Regions from separate parts of the Homo sapiens genome. Here region 2 is linked to region 1. A link is an interaction called in ENCODE POLR2A ChIA-PET data of the cell type or tissue named here. Cell type or tissue: HepG2. All regions are shown on one strand. Each heading gives the region's core, and the rest is flanking DNA. Links, peaks and the distances in the headings are about the cores only. Region 1 overlaps ABCC3 (ATP binding cassette subfamily C member 3). Region 2 overlaps CACNA1G (calcium voltage-gated channel subunit alpha1 G).

Region 1 (8,000 bases), core at 1-8,000:
AGGTTGCAGTGAGCCGAGATTGCGCCACTGCACCCCAGCCTGGATAACAGAGTGAGACTCTGTCTAAAAAAAAAAAAAGCTTGCAGGAGAAAAATCACTGAGTTGACAAGTTTATAACCACACACCACGGCTGCATGTTCCTGCTTTGCTTCCCCAAGAAGCCCATGTTCTCACGTTCAGAAAGAATTCTGTTGAATAATCTCTGTCCTCAAACCCCACATCTCCCTCCTGCTCAGCCATCGACCTTGCCTGACACCTCCATAAAAAGTAGGTTCTAAGACGTGAACTCCCTCAACCTTCCTGCCTCTCAGTCTTTAAACCCGCCTGTGTCTCCTTCACCGTTGTCTCCTTTTCACTTTTAGCAGGAATCATCCCTTTCTGTTTCAAAGCCCAGCCCCTCCATTTCTTCTCATGGCCGCTTGAGGACCTGGCTTCCTCAGTCCCGCCCTCCATCTCCTGTCATTCTTGCTCCCTCTGTTGGACGCTTCCCATCCACATGCAAAAATATTCCATCACATCTTCCATTCCAGACACACACGCAAACCCTCCCCCCTGCACTCCACTGCCCCATTTCTCTGCTCTCCTCTGTCATGAAGCATGGTTTAAAGTATGGTCTCTACAAGCTGCATCCGCTTCCTCATCAGCCTTGATGTCATCTGCCTCCTGCAGTCCTCTTTCTGGCCCTCGCTCCACGGAGACAGCTCACCAGTGACCTTCCTGGTTCCAAATCCAGGGGACGCTTTTCTGTTCTCGTCTAATTCAACCTCTTAGCAACGTCCCAATAAAATGACCTCTCCCTTCTTCTTGGAGTCCTCGTGGATTCCGTGGCCTGCATTGCACCCGCCAGTCCACCTGCCTGACCCCAGCCTGGCTTCCCCAGGCATCACCCTCTGGCCCCTCACCCCTCACTGTCTGGGAGCTTCCAGTTCCCCTGCTTCATGTCTAGCAGCCCAGTTCCTGCATGGATACCCATGCTCCTGTCTCTGTATCCTATAAATGTCTGCCCTCAACCCCACGGCCCGTTCTCTGACGCCTCCTTGAGAGACCAATCTGTGCCTGCTGCTCTGCTTTTTCACCTCTGGCCGCGTGGTTTCTCCTGCCTCGAAGCAGGGCTGGCTCCACAGGAATAGTCACAGCGTCCCCACTCCCGGAAGAACTGCGCGTTTAGAGTAATGCTCTGCCGTCAGTGCCTTGACATTCTCCATCATTCTTCAACAAGAAGCCTCAGGTTTTCATTTTGCACTGGGCCTCCCAAATTATGTAGCCAATCCTATCTCAAAGCCACCATCATCTTATGCCCTGCCAGTCTATTCTGCTTGTAGCTGCCAAGAGATTTAAAAAAAAAAAAAAAAAAAATCAAATCACGTCATTCCTCTGTGTACAGCCCTCTAATGGCTTTGCATCTTAATCAGAGTTAAAAAAAAAAAAAGTCCTTAAAATGGCCTGCAAGGCCCTACATGATGGAGCCACCATTACCTCAGCCTCTTACCTCTTGCCTTTGCCAGTGTGCTCCAGAACACACCTAGAGCCATTTATGCCTGCTGTTCCCTCTGCCTGGCATGCCCTCCCTCCAGATATCCACTTGGCTTGTTCCCTCACCTCCTTCGGGTCTTTACTAAAGTCTGCCTCCTCCAGGAAGCCTTCCCTGACCACCCTGTATAAAGCAGCAACACTAAGCACTTCTTGGCCCCAGCACTCATCACTTCTTGCGTTGTATAGATTTGCTTATCTGTTGATTATATGCCTCCCTCTACTAGAACATAAATCTCACGAGGGTGAGGACTGTTTCAATGGGGTACCATTGTGTCCCCACTGCCTGGCACTGGGCTGCCACCCAGTAACAATGAATGGGTAAAGGTAATGAGAGGGGGAGTTAGGGCAGGCAGGGAGGGCACTTCAAGGAATATAAGGTGTGGCACAGTGGCTCACACCTGTATTCCCAGGACTTTGGGAATCCTCCTAGGCAGGAGGATCCCTGGAGGCTAGGAGTTCGAGACCAGCCTGGTCAACACAGCGAGACACAGTCTCTTCAGAGTTTTTCTTTAAAAAATTAGCCAGGTGTGGTGACACAGGCCTGTAGTCCTAGCTAATCAGGAGGCTGAGGCAGGAGGATGGCTTGAGCCCAGGAATTCAAGGTTGCATTGAGCTATGATTGCACCACTGCACTCCAGCCTGAGTGACAGAACAAGAACTTGTCACAGAACAAAACAAGTTAGCCAGGCATGGTGGCATGTGCCTGTTGTAGTCCTAGCTACTAGGGAGGCTGAGGGAGGAGAATCGCTGGAACCCAGGAGTTCAAGGCTGCAATGAGCCATGATTGAGACCCTGTCTCTCAAAAATTAAAAAAAAAAAAAAAAAGGAACATGGGCAAGCAGGGAGACTGGGAGGGGAAGGACAGGGGAGTGTTGGAGTAGGTCTGTGGGGAATAAAGTCAGAGGGATAAAGGAGTCATTGAACACAAGGCTGAGCCACAGGGGTGCCAAGGACCCTCCCAGGGACCATAGTTGGGGAGGATTGAGGGGCCTTGGGGGAGAGAGACCGAAAGGTGAAAGAGGGCTTCACTGGGCAGCTGATGTGACCCCATCTGCCCCTCCTGCCAGGCGCCCTGGGTGGTGGAAGGCAGCCGCCCTCCCGAAGGTTGGCCCCCACGTGGGGAGGTGGAGTTCCGGAATTATTCTGTGCGCTACCGGCCGGGCCTAGACCTGGTGCTGAGAGACCTGAGTCTGCATGTGCACGGTGGCGAGAAGGTACGCGTGGGGTAGGCGGGCCTGCGTGTGTGTTCATGCCTGCAGACATGGCCACAGCCCTTGTGGGGAGCTTGGGTCTTTTGAGAGCACAAGTGCTCCAGCCACATGTTTGTTCGGCCTCCAGGAGAGTCCTGGAGATGCGCCTTTGACCTCTCAGCTTCCCCCTCAGAGCCCCTTCCCTTCTCCGCCCAGGTGGGGATCGTGGGCCGCACTGGGGCTGGCAAGTCTTCCATGACCCTTTGCCTGTTCCGCATCCTGGAGGCGGCAAAGGGTGAAATCCGCATTGATGGCCTCAATGTGGCAGACATCGGCCTCCATGACCTGCGCTCTCAGCTGACCATCATCCCGCAGGTAGGAGCCTGGCATGGGCTGGCCACACTCACCAACGGCCCTGGAGGCAGGCCCCACCTTGTTCTGTAGCTTTAGGATGGAGACTGGGACCCCAGTCTCAGAGGCTTGGGCAGGTGGGGAGGGACAGACAGCAGGAAGCAGAGCCATCAGTGAGCCACCCGTCATGGATCTGGAAAGCTCAGACTTACCCTGCCCAGTCAGGCCCTGTCCTTTGACCTCCTGGGCCAGCACATGGGGAAGGACCCCTCCAAGAACCCCTTCCCCCGAGACATTCTGCCCTGGTCTTTTTGCGCAGCTCTAATTACATTTCACTTTTTCTGTCTCCTCCGGGGTATTTTTTGTTTCTGCCGAGTGGACACTTTGGAGTCAGATTAGTGGCTCTGGTTCCTGCTTCAACAGAGGTCTTCGTGATTGGCAAAGCTGAGGTTTATCACTCCCCTACAGGCAATTTTCTATCTCTTTGGCCATTGTGTCCTCTGGGGAGCTGGAAACAGAGTGGGAATGCTGCCACCTTAATCCCTCTCTTCTTCCCTGGACCTGGGGCCTATGGCTCCTCATAGGGCCTAAGCTGCCTCCCTCTGAGGCCACGTTGTATCCCCAGGACCCCATCCTGTTCTCGGGGACCCTGCGCATGAACCTGGACCCCTTCGGCAGCTACTCAGAGGAGGACATTTGGTGGGCTTTGGAGCTGTCCCACCTGCACACGTTTGTGAGCTCCCAGCCGGCAGGCCTGGACTTCCAGTGCTCAGAGGGCGGGGAGAATCTCAGGTAAACACTGGGAGTGCAGAGGTCAGGAACTGCAACCCTCCCTGGGAAACCCTGGCGGGTGCTGGGAAACCTGACACCAATGACACAGAGATGAGGCCAGCCCGGATGTGCACAGGGCTGTCCTTTCGTATTGAGCATATTCCGTGTGCCAGGCATGGTGTACTGCCCCGCCGACTCCTCACACAAGCCCCAGCGGTGGTCCATGATCCCACTTCACCGGTCAGGGAACTGAGGCTCAGAGATGGTAAAGGGCTTGACCTAAGTTGCACAGCTGGGAGAAGGCAGGTCTGGGATTTGAACCAGCTCTGGGAGATTCCAAAACCCTTTGAGGAAGCCCTCTCCCCTCCAGAGCTTTCTTACAGCCCCAGATTTTATGTCCTCAGCCACTGGGCTATGCACTGGAGGGGCCAGTAGTCACCTCTTACTGAGTCTAAAGGTTGGAGATACCTATACCTGTGCTAGCTGTGTGATTTGGGGCTAGTTGCTTAACCTCTCTGTGCCTACTTTTCTTTCACTCTAAAAGGCAGATAATAACAGTCCAAACCTCTTTGCATTATGCTGCCCAATAAAAAACAAAGCAAGTCATGCATATGAAGCTAATGTTTTTTTCTTATAGCCACACTTTTTAAAAAGGAAAAACAAGCAAAATAAACTGTAATACTATAACTTATTTAGCCCAATATATCTAAAATATTATTTCAACACATCATTGATATAAGTATTAGAAATATTTTGCGTTTCTTCCTACAAGTTTGAAATCCAGTGTATATTTCACATTTACAGAATGTCTCAATTTGGACTAGTCACATTTCAAGTGCTAATAGCCACATGGGGCCAGTGGCTACCACCTGGACAGAGCAGTGTTAGGGTCAGTGTGATGACAGGAAAAGCGCTTCGCTTGGATGCTCCTGTAAAATGTCAGCTTTTCCCCTCCTCCCTTCCCTCCATCTTCTCCTCCTCCTCCTCCTCTTCCCTATTTTCATTTTTATATTCAGTCCATACTCATGCACCCTCCCCAGACCTCAAAAACTAAAACAAGGCCAGGCACAGTGGCTCACGCCTGTAATCCCAGCACTTTAGGAGGCCAAGGCAGGTGGATCACTTGAGGGCAGGAGTTCAAGACCAGCCTGGCCAACATGGTGAAACCCTGTCTCTGCTAAACACAAAAATTAGCTAGGCGTGATGGCGGGCGCCTGTAATCCCAGCTATTCGAGAAGCCAAGGCAGGAGAATCGCTTGAACCCTGGAGGCGGAGGTTGCAGTGAGCCAAGATCTCACCACTGCACTCTAGCCTGGGTGACCGAGCGAGACTTCGTCTCAAGAAAAAAAACTTTACATTTGCCCAGCACTTAACAATATTCAAAGCACTCTGGCCTCCACTTTCTCCTTTAATCTTTACCATGGTCCTGTGGGCCAGAAACGAGCCTCCACGGTTTGAAATGATTTCCTCGCAGCAGTTCAGCTGGTAAGGGGCAGAGCGGGGACTCTGGCTCTGTCCCAAACCTTTCCTTGCTGTATCACAGCCACCTCCCTCACCTGGACAACATTCCCCAAGGCCCCTCATTATCCCAAGGGTGGGACTCCCTTGCCACCCACGCAGCCCTTAAGACTAAATATGCATCTTAAGTGGCTCTCACTTACATAACCACGTGGGGGTGGCTGGCGGACAAACATGGTCTCTCCAGACCCTGTGCCCCATGACTGTCTCTTGCTTGATCCATTCTTCTCACCTGCTTGCTCTCAACACTTCCCCCAGAGCATGCCCCACCCCGACACATGCCGTGATCAGAGACAGAAATCAGCTCCCCTCCTCCCTCACTGAGCTTGTAGCCACTTTAAGTATAACCTGTGTCCTGTGCCAGTTCCACCATAAATCAGCCCTGAGTTCTATCCGGCGGCTTATTCTGCTGCCAAAACCTTCATTAGTTGCGGGAATGGGCCAGGGAGAGAGCCCGGACTTTACTCCGGCTGTGGTGACTCACGCCTTTGGGAAGGGCTGAGGTATTTGTCCTTGGATGTGGGGATGCTGTGGCCTCTGGTTGGGAACACAGCCTCGTTTTGTCTGCTGGCTCTGGCTTCCAGAGCAGGAGGCTGAAGGCGTGTGTCCTGCTCCTCCTTTACCTCCTCAGTGACCAGACACAAAGAGTCCCCGGGTGTTCCTCTGCCCTGCCATTTTCTTGTCCCAGAAGCAGAGCCCTGGCCTGTATTCCCTATGGGGTGGGAGGTGACTGCCTGAATTGTGTGATATTAGGCTCAGCAAGATGGCATCGTGTGGCCTATTTGCAAATATCCAAGAAGAGCCATGCAAGTATGTTCTTACTAAGGTGTAAATGGCTGATAGAGTGAAGCAGAGAAACATCACGGCACTAGCTGAAAAGCAAGGATGGGGAAGAAAGCACCGAGAGAGGAGGCCAAGGGTGCCAAGAGCAGACCAGGGATTTCACAATGCCTTTTAGCACTGGCTCATTCCCCAAGGCCCCTCATTATCCCAATGGTGTCCAGACCTCTGCTCCGTTCTGGAGGGCTGGGCTGTGGCAGAAATGGGAGAAGTCAGACAGAAAACCAGTCCTGGGCCACTGAGGAGTGAAACAGGTCTGGGAATGAGGCCCAGAGGCAGGTGGGAGGCCCCCAGCTGGAAATGCCTGCCTTCTCCACTCCCAGCGTGGGCCAGAGGCAGCTCGTGTGCCTGGCCCGAGCCCTGCTCCGCAAGAGCCGCATCCTGGTTTTAGACGAGGCCACAGCTGCCATCGACCTGGAGACTGACAACCTCATCCAGGCTACCATCCGCACCCAGTTTGATACCTGCACTGTCCTGACCATCGCACACCGGCTTAACACTATCATGGACTACACCAGGTGGGACACGGAAACCTGAGCAATGGGGAACCTGGTGGGGCCACCTGGGGCATCAGGAATGGGCAGGGCAGATTAGGGTTATCTGAACAAGGCAATGTTCCTGGGATTGCTAGGGCATGGCAGGCAGAGCAGAGTTTCCCAAGATCTGGATAAGGGGCAGACCAGAGTGGGGTGGCCTGGGCTCAGGGGTGGGGTATACAATGACATTTTCATTTTTCTTCTTCTTCTTCTTTTTTTTTTTTGAGACAGAGTTTTGCTCTGTTGCCTAGGCTGGAGTGCAGTGGCTCACTGCAGCCTCAGCCTCTCGAAGTACTGGGATTACAGGCGTGCACCACCACATCCGGCTAATTTTTGTATTTTTAGTAGAGACGGTTTCACCATGTTGGCCAGGCTGGTCTCGAACTCCTGACCTCAAGTGATCCACCTGTCTCGGCCTCCCAAAGTGCTGGGATTACAGGCGTGAGCCACTGCGCCCAGCTTCAACAATGACATTTTCTAACACATGGGGAAGGGCACACTGGGCTCCACAGGCACTGTCTTTGTGCACAGGCCACTTGCATCCTGCCTCCTCCATGAGGCAATGTAAGGGGAACTGGAGGCTTCATGCTGAGTCCCATCACTTCCTAAGAAACCTGCTGGCAGAGTGCCTGCATGTCCCTCACCTTATTGGTGTCTCACAGCCACTCTGGTCACAGATGAAGAAGCAACTCAAGTGGCAGCTGGACCGTGACAGCACCATGAGGAGCTGAGCCTTGTGGGGAGAGCACTGTGTCTGGAGTCCCAGGCTGCTGTGTGACCCTGGGCAATTTGCAAAACCTTTCTGAGCCTGTTTCAAATGAAAATGATGCTTCGTGGGATTGTCGTAGTCAATGAGGGCTGGGCACAGTGGCTCACACCTGTAATCTCAGCACTTTGGGAGGCCAAGGAGGGCGGATGACTTGAGGTGAGGAGTTCAAGACCAGCCTGGCCAACATGGAGAAACCCTGTCTCTACTAAAAACAAAACAAAACAAAACAAAAACAAAAATTTGCCGGATGTGGTGGTGCATGCCTGTAATCTCAGCTACTCGGGAGGCTGACAGAGAATTGCTTGAACTCAGGAAGCAAAGATTGCAGTGAGCCAAGATTACGCCAGGACACTCCAGTCTGAGTGACAGAGTGAGACGTTGTCTCAAAAAAAAAAAAAAATGGTGGCCAACGCGGTGGCTCACACCTGTAATCCCAGGACTTTGGGAGGCCGAGGCAGGCAGATCATTTGAGGTCAGAAGTTAGAGACCAGC
Region 2 (10,377 bases), core at 2,378-10,377, 60 kb before region 1:
CGGCCCACGCGAGATCAGCCTCCCACTTTTCCCTGGAGCACCCCACGGTGAGCAGACACCCACCCCAGCCGTGAGAGGAGCTGGGGCAGGAGAAGGGTGTGGAGGGTGGTGGGCGGGAGCCAAGCGGGCAGCACACAAACCCTAGGCTCCTCCTGGAGGCTCCCGCCCTCCGTCCTGGATGCTGAGCGAGCAGTCACTGCCCCTCCCCAGGGATGGCTGCCCACACTCACCCCACAGGGCCACCCCAGCAGACGGGCCAGCTTAGCCATGCCCTGCTCCTCCAGCCTGGTCTGGCCTCCCCTTCCTGACTCATAGGTTCAAGGCTAAGTTTTCTGTTTCCTTCCTGTTTCTTTCTTACCCTTGCCCAACTGCCAAATCTCTTTCCTACCCACCCTTTAACCTGCCTGATTCTCTTCCATCTCTCCATCCTTTTATCTTCTCTTTACCGCTCTCTCTCTCTCCCCCCGCCGTGGGCTCTGCTCATTTTCCATCTCCCATCTCTCCTTCCTCCTTCGCCTTCCCTCTTCCCCACCCCCTCCTCTTTTTCTCTTTGTTGCTGTGTGTGTTTTTGTGTGTGTGCACATGTGCATGTGTGTTGTCTGGGTGTCACCTCTTTCTCCTCTGTTTCTCTTGTCAATCCCCTTCCACGACACTTCCCATCACTGCCCTCTGACCCCTGCTCCCCTGCCTCTCCGGCTCCCCTTACGGGCTGGCTCCCCAGGACAGGCAGCTGTTTGACACCATATCCCTGCTGATCCAGGGCTCCCTGGAGTGGGAGCTGAAGCTGATGGACGAGCTGGCAGGCCCAGGGGGCCAGCCCTCTGCCTTCCCTTCTGCCCCCAGCCTGGGAGGCTCCGACCCACAGGTTACTGTGCCCCTGTGCTGTGCCCTCTCCCCTGACCGTGCTGGGCTGTGCCACGCTGTGCCATGCTTCTGGGGAAGCTGGGAGTGTTCCTGCCCACTGGGTATCTGTAGAAAGTGCAGCCTTGGAGCCTCAGTTGAGTGCAAGAGGCAGTCAGGGGTTCTTCTAGACTGAGATCACCTCCAGAAAAGAGCTGGAAGGCAGGGCTGCTGAGATTGCCCCTCTGATGAGAAGGGTGTGTGGAGGAGGAGCTTGGGGAGGGGAGAGGGGATTTGTAAGAATCTGGAAGAGAAAAGAGGGGATGGGGCAGAAGATAAGTTAGCAGGGGGACCTTAGGGGGTGGAGGGAAGGAGGTATCAGATCCAGGGAGGAAGGCCTCCAGAGACAGTGTAGGTGGCCAGGGAGCCCGCTGCCAAGCTGCAGTCTCTCTATCTGCTCGTGTCCAGCACACACTTGCCAGTCCTCAGTTTGGTGGCTTTTTAAGCCATGGAGCCCACTGGGCATGGTGAGTGCTGTCAGGAGCCACTGATTTCTGTCCTGAGAGAGATAGAAGGCTCCAGCTGGGAGTGGATTTTGAGAACTTGGTGTGAAATAGGACTTGGCTTCCTGCCCAAGCCCAGCCCCTTCCCACAGCGCCACATGGCCCTCTCCCCCAGTCCCATTTAATTCCAGGTCTTCTGCTTTCTGGGCTGTTCCTGCCCTCCTCCCCTCCCCTTGATCCCCTCACCACGACCCACTACCACGTGAGAGAGGGCCCCACCCTCCCTCCACCTAGGTGAGAGGCTGCAGACCCGGAGTGGAGACAGGTGTCAGCTGCAGATAGAAAAGCCGAGTCCTCCAGAGGCCCTTTTGGGTGGTGGGGCAGGCAGGTTCTTAGGAAGCCTTTAGCCTGATCCCAGAAAAATGGACAGTGATCCTCATGTGGGAAGGGACCTTGCCTCTTGTTGGGATTCAGTCTCAGATCTGGCAATGACCTAGAATGATCAGTGGGAAAGTGAGTCCCTTTCCGAGGCCTCCCCTTCCTGAAAGAGGCTCACAGGGAAAGGTTGTGGGAGAAGAGGACACGATGGGAAGGTGATGGGGTTCTGGGAGGGACGGTCCAACTGTCCCCTAGCATCCTGTGGGCACTGAGGCAACCCCCTGGGTCCCAGGTGAGCCAGCCAGATGGTGTGGCAGCCCACCCGAGTGCGCCCACTTCAGGCTAACGGGAGAACATCTCCCAGAGCCCAAGTTGGAGAGGGCGGGCGGGCTGCAGGCAGGCGGAGGAGGGCCCACGAGGGGAGAAGCCAGAATCTGGGGGCAGGCCAAGTCCTGCCAGGCTGTTGGAAGCCGAGAGAATAGGCAGAAAACAGCCGTCAGATTGGTGGCATTGTCGCCGGCGCCCCCCGTGCCGCTCTGTCTGTGCCGGGAGGAGAGACAGTGCTTTGCTGGCCTTTCTTCATTTTTTTTTTTTTTGGTATCATCTTTTTGAGAGTCGCAAGCCCTCGGTCCTCCCGCTCCCTCCCTGGGTGGTGGTAGTGTGGGAGGGGCTGGGGAGGCTCCTGGGGTATCTTTAGAATGCGTTTCTGTGTCTCCTCGCTTTGTCAGTGTTTGCTCTGGCTCTTCAGTGCCTGCCGCAGCCTCTCTGATCAGAGCAGGGGGTTGAAGTGGGTGCGGGGAGGCACTGTCAGCTTGTTTGGGGAAAGGGTGGGGAGAGAGAAGGGATGCCTTTTTCCCGCCCCCCTGTGCTTCGTGAAAAGGGGGAAGTGGGGACTGAGAGAGAGCGCGTGTGTGCGTGTGCACGCGCGTGTGCGCTGTCCTGGTTTCTCATGCCTGATCATCTCTCTCCCTGTCTAGATCCCTCTAGCTGAGATGGAGGCTCTGTCTCTGACGTCAGAGATTGTGTCTGAACCGTCCTGCTCTCTAGCTCTGACGGATGACTCTTTGCCTGATGACATGCACACACTCTTACTTAGTGCCCTGGAGAGCAATGTACATACACACTGCCCTCACTGCTCCCGGCCACCCCCGGGGCTGGACTGGCTGCAGGGCTCCAGATCGGCCCAGGGAGGGTCCTGGGGCCGCCTCCTCTCAGTTTGCTGCCAGGCTCCACCCAGAGGCATCAACTGTCAGGACCTCGGTGGCCCACGCTTTGCTGGCACAAGGTCTTCAGGTTCCCCACTGGGGACAAAGAGATTAGATAAGTTTAAATTGGGGCCTTGCCCTGAAGGGTATAGGAGCAGCGGCAGCCATTATGAAAAAGTGAATCCAGACACCCAGGAGTGACACGGCCCAAAACAGGTGTCATCAGAGTCAATCTATGAATTTGGAGCCCTGTGCAAGCCAGCCCTCCCTGTGCCTGTTCCCCTCCTCCCCACCCCACCCCACCCCCCAACAACATGAGACCTTCACACCACGTGGTGGGTGAGAGCCGCATCTCTGCCACCGCTGCCATGCCCTTCTTCACTTGGAGCGCTGTTCCTGTCTCCTCCGTCACTGTCCCCGTGTGTCCCTGCGTCTTCACCAAACTCAGTGGGGTGAATGGGGCTTCTCTGTGCTCTGATAGCTTCCCTACCCTTTCCCTTCTCCAGCTCCCGTCCCTTCTGACTGTGAGCAGCCCCCTCCTCTCCACTGTTCCCCTCCTGTTGTCAGAGGAGGGCCCAGCTGAGGCAGGGACTGGACCACCGGCTGGGGTGTCCCTAGGGGTCTTGGGTGGCTGGCAGTAGTGGAGCCTGGGGCTGAGAGGGGAAGCAAAATAAGATTGTCCTCCAACTTAGCCATCCTCAGGCCTGCTGGGGCTATTTAACTGGCTGGGCCTGCATGGCGACAGGGCCCCTACAGCCTCCCTGGGAACAAGGGGTGAAGGGTTCAGGGGGAAGGGGGTCACAGAGTGATGGAGAAACCTCTTGAGAACAAACTAGGCTCCCTCATGCTGGAGTCCAAGGCTGAGTACCTCCCTTCTCTGAAACAGAGCAACAACCCCACTCCCACCCCGAGTCTGTCCACTAAGGGAGCAGCTGAATTTGGCCTCCACCCTCACCTGCCAGAGTTATTGGTTAAAGTGGAGGTCAGGGAGCCAGCTGTGACATGCCTCTGGTGGTCATCTGCCATTCAACTCACCTGAACCCAACCCAGGCCCTGTGCTGGGACCTGGGGCTGCTGTAAGAACTGGATGAACAGCCTGCAACCTGCAAGCTCTCCTGAGCTGCCTGGTCCCTGCTCCTTGGGAGGGTCCTCTCCCCCTCACCTCCCCCACTGACAGCACAGGGTCGTAGGGGCTGCTGTTGGCTTTTTTTTTTTTTTTTTTTTTTGAGACAGGGTCTCACTCTGTTGCCTAGGCTGGAGTGCAGTGATATGATCCCAGCTCACTATAGCTTTGACCCCCCCGGCTCAAGCAATCCTCCCACCTCAGCCTCTGGAGTAGCTGGGATTACAGGTGCCACGCCACCATATCCAGCTAATTTTTTTTTTTTTTTTTTTTTTTTTTTTTTTAGAAATGGGGTTTTGCCATGTTGCCCAGGCTGGTCTCAAACTCCTGAGCTCAAGCGATCTGCCCACCTTGGCCTCCCAAAGTGCTGGGATTACAGGCATGAGCCACCAGCCACTGTGCCTGGCCTGCTGTTAGCTTTTAATCCTCCCCTGAGCTGCTCTGGGTCAGGGCCCCAGCCCATCCCTGTGGACACCGGGACTCCCTTCAGAGCCTCTAAATGGGGCCTTTAGAATCAGCTTGTGAGCCACCTGCAGGGCTGGGGGCTGGGGGCTGCTCTCCCTTCTCTGGATACCTCCCCGCCCCTCCACCACCACAGTGGGAGCTTAAAGGTGATACAATGTGTGCAGTTTTGCAGGGGGTGGGGGGCAGGGCCTGCAGACTCTCCCGGCTGCCCAGACCCCCTCCTACCTGCTTCCTCCCCGCGTGTGGAGGGCTCATCCATGTGTCTGCCCCTCTCCCCAGCCATGCTCATGCCCATCTCTACCTTGTCCTGGGAGGGCACGGGGGTGAGGGCTGGGCGGGGGGCGCTGCTGCTTTCTGTTGTCAGCGCTGCCTCAGTTACCAAACCCACGCACACCCTCTTCCTCCACCTCCCTCCCCTGTTCCTTTTGCAGATGCAGCCCCACCCCACGGAGCTGCCAGGACCAGACTTACTGACTGTGCGGAAGTCTGGGGTCAGCCGAACGCACTCTCTGCCCAATGACAGCTACATGTGTCGGCATGGGAGCACTGCCGAGGGGCCCCTGGGACACAGGGGCTGGGGGCTCCCCAAAGCTCAGTCAGGTACCAGGGCTAGAGCAGGCCAATTTGGCTCACACAGGGAGATTCCATCCTGGCCTAAGCCAGTCCTGATCTGAGGGGATGGGGAACTGAGGCAGCCAAAGAGGTATCTCTGACCTCAGGGGAGCCTCCAGCCTGGGGGAATGGCTTTGAGTCCAGGGGGTAAGGGTAGAGGCCCTGATGAGGGGGAGAGAGTGGAAGGGAGGGCTCAGGTGAGAACCTGCTCCCCTGAACCCTCCAGCTCCATTCTCTCCCCCCACCCCTCCCCCGCTTCCCTCCCTCCACAGGCTCCGTCTTGTCCGTTCACTCCCAGCCAGCAGATACCAGCTACATCCTGCAGCTTCCCAAAGATGCACCTCATCTGCTCCAGCCCCACAGCGCCCCAACCTGGGGCACCATCCCCAAACTGCCCCCACCAGGACGCTCCCCTTTGGCTCAGAGGCCACTCAGGCGCCAGGTGAGCAGATGTGGAAAGGCAGGCACAGGCCTGGGGGCTGGACCCTCTGCTGCTGGTGATGACCTGTGTTGACACTTTCATTCTTCCAGCAAATATTTATTGTGTGCCAGTGATGTGCCAGGCTCAGTTGCAGATACCAGGGACACAGTACTGGGCAAAGCAGAAGTGGTCTGTGCCTTCTTGAAATTTGCACCCAGTTCCTTGTTCCACTGAGGAGGCCTGGAGACCAGAAGGGGTAGTGCTTGCCCAGGGTCATGCCTATCTGGTCGGAGGTAGAACCCCAGTCTCTGGTCTTTCCTTCCTCACCAACCAGAGCTGCCTCCCAATTCTTCTCCCCACTTTGGACTGAGCTATGGGGCACAAGGCAGGTTTTAAGTGTCTTCACTTTTGGCCAAGCCTAGGGCCCACCTTCCAGAGCCCAGATTCTTTTTTTTTTTTTTTTTTTTGAGTTTCGCTCTTGTTGCCCAGGCTGGAGTGCAATGGCACAATCTTGGCTCCCCGCAACCTCCGCCTCCTGGGTTCAAGTGATTCTCCTGCATCAGCCTCCCGAGTAGCTGGGATTACAGACATGCGCCACCATGCCTGGATAATTTTGTATTTTTAGTAGAGATGGGGTTTCTCCATGTTGGTCAGGCTGAGCTCGAGCTCCCAACCTCAGATGATCTGGCCGCCTCGGCCACCCAAAGTGCCGGGATTACAGGCGTGAGCCACCGCGCCCGGCCCCAGAGCCCACCTGTGATAAGGCCACAGCCCATGCCATGTGTGTGTCCTGAGGCATGAGCGTGGACACATGAGAATCTCAATCCCACATGCTTGGGGGAGCAGGCACAGTCCTTATTCATTCTGCAAATAGTCACTAAGCAGCCTCTGTGTGCCAGGCACTGGCGACACAGCCCCTGCCCCCTGAAGCTCACAGTCTAATAGTGGAGACATGCCTGCCATCAGATCATTGCAGCCTCAGCTCACAGCTGCCAGACACCTATGTGTGGAGGGCAGCAGGGACACAGAAGGGGAAGGGGTCGGTTTTACTTGGGGACAGAGACTGTCACACACTGTGTCACAGAGAACCTGAGTCCGTAAAATCGAGGGATTCTTGCCAATCAGGAAGGGTATTCAGAGCCAAAGGGGAAGTCTAGGCAGAGGCGGGGAGGCGTGAAGGAGCCAGCTCAGTGAGCAGAGATGGCCTGGCTTCTCTCATATCCCAGGAGGCAGGGGCTGCAGAGAGAGCGATTCTTGCAGGCTTAGGGGAGACCAGAGCATGGGGGAGGGAAGACAGGGTTTAGTGGGGAGAGAGGAGGCATGGTGGACAACAGAGGTCAGGCTGCAATGACCCCTATCTACTAGTAAGAGCGGCTACCAGGACCTCTGCTTAGGATAGTCCTGCTGTGCCTGGTGGTGGTGGGCAGGGGGCACAGCCAGCTTGACAGGAGGGCTAGTCCATGCTGGAGAGGAGACTGCTGGGCTGAGCCCTCCCCCACCCCATATAGGCAGCAATAAGGACTGACTCCTTGGACGTTCAGGGTCTGGGCAGCCGGGAAGACCTGCTGGCAGAGGTGAGTGGGCCCTCCCCGCCCCTGGCCCGGGCCTACTCTTTCTGGGGCCAGTCAAGTACCCAGGCACAGCAGCACTCCCGCAGCCACAGCAAGATCTCCAAGCACATGACCCCGCCAGCCCCTTGCCCAGGCCCAGAACCCAACTGGGGCAAGGGCCCTCCAGAGACCAGAAGCAGCTTAGAGTTGGACACGGAGCTGAGCTGGATTTCAGGAGACCTCCTGCCCCCTGGCGGCCAGGAGGAGCCCCCATCCCCACGGGACCTGAAGAAGTGCTACAGCGTGGAGGCCCAGAGCTGCCAGCGCCGGCCTACGTCCTGGCTGGATGAGCAGAGGAGACACTCTATCGCCGTCAGCTGCCTGGACAGCGGCTCCCAACCCCACCTGGGCACAGACCCCTCTAACCTTGGGGGCCAGCCTCTTGGGGGGCCTGGGAGCCGGCCCAAGAAAAAACTCAGCCCGCCTAGTATCACCATAGACCCCCCCGAGAGCCAAGGTCCTCGGACCCCGCCCAGCCCTGGTATCTGCCTCCGGAGGAGGGCTCCGTCCAGCGACTCCAAGGATCCCTTGGCCTCTGGCCCCCCTGACAGCATGGCTGCCTCGCCCTCCCCAAAGAAAGATGTGCTGAGTCTCTCCGGTTTATCCTCTGACCCAGCAGACCTGGACCCCTGAGTCCTGCCCCACTTTCCCACTCACCTTTCTCCACTGGGTGCCAAGTCCTAGCTCCTCCTCCTGGGCTATATTCCTGACAAAAGTTCCATATAGACACCAAGGAGGCGGAGGCGCTCCTCCCTGCCTCAGTGGCTCTGGGTACCTGCAAGCAGAACTTCCAAAGAGAGTTAAAAGCAGCAGCCCCGGCAACTCTGGCTCCAGGCAGAAGGAGAGGCCCGGTGCAGCTGAGGTTCCCGACACCAGAAGCTGTTGGGAGAAAGCAATACGTTTGTGCAGAATCTCTATGTATATTCTATTTTATTAAATTAATTGAATCTAGTATATGCGGGATGTACGACATTTTGTGACTGAAGAGACTTGTTTCCTTCTACTTTTATGTGTCTCAGAATATTTTTGAGGCGAAGGCGTCTGTCTCTTGGCTATTTTAACCTAAAATAACAGTCTAGTTATATTCCCTCTTCTTGCAAAGCACAAGCTGGGACCGCGAGCACATTGCAGCCCCAACGGTGGCCCATCTTCAGCGGAGAGCGAGAACCATTTTGGAAACTGTAATGTAACTTATTTTTTCCTTTAACCTCGTCATCATTTTCTGTAGGGAAAAAAAAAAGAAAAAGAAAAAATGAGATTTTACAAGTGAAATGGAACCTTTTTATATATACATACATACATATCTATCTATCTATCTATATATATATAAAATAAAGTAATTTTCCTAAATAAAAAGCTAATCACGGTCCAGAGTAAAAGCAAAAGGGATGGAGAGTTAGGCACGTCCAGATGGCATTGATGAGAGAGAGATCCTGGAGATGGGGAGTGGGCGGCGGGGAGGGAAGCTTCAGGGCTGCCTCTTTGTGTGTGTATGAGTGTGTATGTGTTTGTGTATATGAGTGCGTGTGTGTATATGAGTGTGAGAGTGTGTGTGTCTGAGAGTGAGAGAACCTGAACCCCTTGCTGTGGAAGGCTGCACCTCTAGCCTGCCCTCCCCAGCCGTGAAGGAGAGGAGGAGCCCCTCCGCCTGGTGCAGGCTGGGGAGGCAGGGTCTCTTCTGCTGCTATCAAAGCTTTACAGCTTCCTCTAGCTAGGCAGCTCAGTGAATGGGAGTAATTCCAGATTAACTCTTATTTCTGCTGACAGCTATCAGCCGCACATTGAAAGCTGGAAATTGGCATAATGAAGCTGTTTTGGTTAATGGGGCCGACTGAGGCTGGGGGAGGTTGCCTCAGAGGCTGCAGATCTGGATCTGTGGGTTGGTGGGGGAGGGGGGAAGTGTTTCTGGGTTTTCCTTCCTGAAGCTTCAGCACGGATTTGCCACACTTCTGGCTGGATGCGTGACCTGAGCTGTCTGGACTTCAGCCTCCTGCCTTGGGGGCGGGCTTAGCTGACTGGCATTACAGGCACTGTCCGATGGGGACCTCGTCCACCTGCCCGCAATGGAATTAAACCGTGTCAACGGAGTGGGCTGTGCTTCCTGAGGATGAGAGTCCAGGGCTGGGCGTCCAGAGGCAACCTCCTGGTGGAGGTGGTAGGGTCAGAGGCCAGGTGCTGAGTGGGGAGCTGGCCCCCTGGGCGGTGATGAGCGAGCGCTCAAGATGTTTACATGCACTGCTGCTGCTGCCTGCCTAGCGGGAGCCAGTGGAGGAGGGAGGTGTGAAGGTGGCCAGGGGCAGGCAGACAGGAAGAGGGGGAGTGGCGTGGCCCAGGCCACCTGTCTGGTGCTACTGCAGACAATATTCTCTTGTCTGAAATCTTGGTGCCAAGAGGTGGTGACCATGGGTCCAGCCAGCCTGTCACCTAGCCACCTCCCAAACATCTGTCCCAATCCCACTCCCTTGAACAGCCCCCTCCCCTCGCCCCCAGGGCCTTCAAACCCCAGGATTGGATTGGGTTTTTGAAACCTCAGTGGCAACGCTCGCTCACAAACCGTCTGATCCGGTCAACTGGGAGCTGGGGGCACCAGGCTGCCGGGCGAGTGGACCTGGAGGCGTTGTCCAGCATTGTTTTCTAAGCTGGGTGAGAGCTTTTCTCATTGCTCTTTTGGACAGAACTCATACCGCTCCTTGAAGCCAAAGCCTGGTTTTATCCTTTTAGGGTGTGCAATAATGTCAAACTTTTTCCTCTGGCCTCCTTGGGTGGGGAGAGGGAGTGCTTGTAGGAGCTGCCATTTAAGATAAAAAAAGCAAAGCTGTACAAAATTCCTAGAGTTCTGTCACCTGGATCTGCAGACTAAGCTTTTATATTTTTGTAGAATTCTATAGCTGTCTATTCCCTAATGACGTTGGAGGGTATGGGGAGGGGGTTCTGGGATCTTTCATTCTCCTAGTGGTTAGAAGATTCTGGGTCAAGGTGAAGCCAGAGAGCTGGACTCCTACCCCTCCCCACTCTTCCAGCACCCCCTCTCCCCGCTCCCGACCACCAGCCCAGCAGCACTAGAGTACTGGAGAGTTGCTTAGGTTGAGTCTTAGCATGCCTGGTTCTTTGTGCGTTCCTCTTCCCCTGGCCTCCTCTTCCCAGTAGGGACCAAGGAATTTGGGGTGAACTTACTATGCTTTTGGGTTGCTCTGTAGAGATCTGCAGGGACCAGCCCAGT

The links. Peaks named below come from ENCODE experiments on the same cell type or tissue, not always from the same donor. Only the 100,000 strongest peaks of a DNase experiment are listed, where the experiment ranks them.
Region 2: POLR2A ChIA-PET joins it to region 1 with 70 read pairs; 20 of 35 experiments call an interaction of 5 or more read pairs at or near these places.

The regions. Positions count from the first base shown.
Region 1 is chr17:50,681,010-50,689,009 of GRCh38, forward strand. ABCC3 (ATP binding cassette subfamily C member 3) reads left to right here. Exons shown (of 31, transcript NM_003786.4): 27 at 2,601-2,747; 28 at 2,940-3,098; 29 at 3,700-3,866; 30 at 6,527-6,721. Among named protein-coding and RNA genes, the nearest start is that of ANKRD40, 23 kb to the right of the region's middle. RefSeq lists an enhancer at 3,639-4,125 and a silencer at 6,339-6,633. In HepG2, for the core only: a CTCF peak has its summit at 459 (motif pointing left); DNase peaks (open chromatin) are centred at 462, 3,912, 5,862, 6,462 and 1 weaker place; H3K4me3 peaks cover 2,281 bases.
Region 2 is chr17:50,618,962-50,629,338 of GRCh38, forward strand. It overlaps CACNA1G (calcium voltage-gated channel subunit alpha1 G), which reads left to right. Exons shown (of 38, transcript NM_018896.5): 33 at 1-47; 34 at 722-865; 35 at 2,699-2,833; 36 at 4,946-5,114; 37 at 5,399-5,568; 38 at 7,056-8,513. The coding sequence ends at 7,790. It overlaps LOC101927253 (a long non-coding RNA gene), which reads right to left. Exons shown (of 2, transcript XR_243718.2): 2 at 8,069-8,379. Among named protein-coding and RNA genes, the nearest start is that of ABCC3, 11 kb to the right of the region's middle. RefSeq lists an enhancer at 6,588-7,360. In HepG2, for the core only: CTCF peaks have their summits at 7,347 (motif pointing left) and 9,152; DNase peaks (open chromatin) are centred at 7,350 and 9,180; H3K4me3 peaks cover 2,142 bases; H3K27me3 peaks cover 3,371 bases.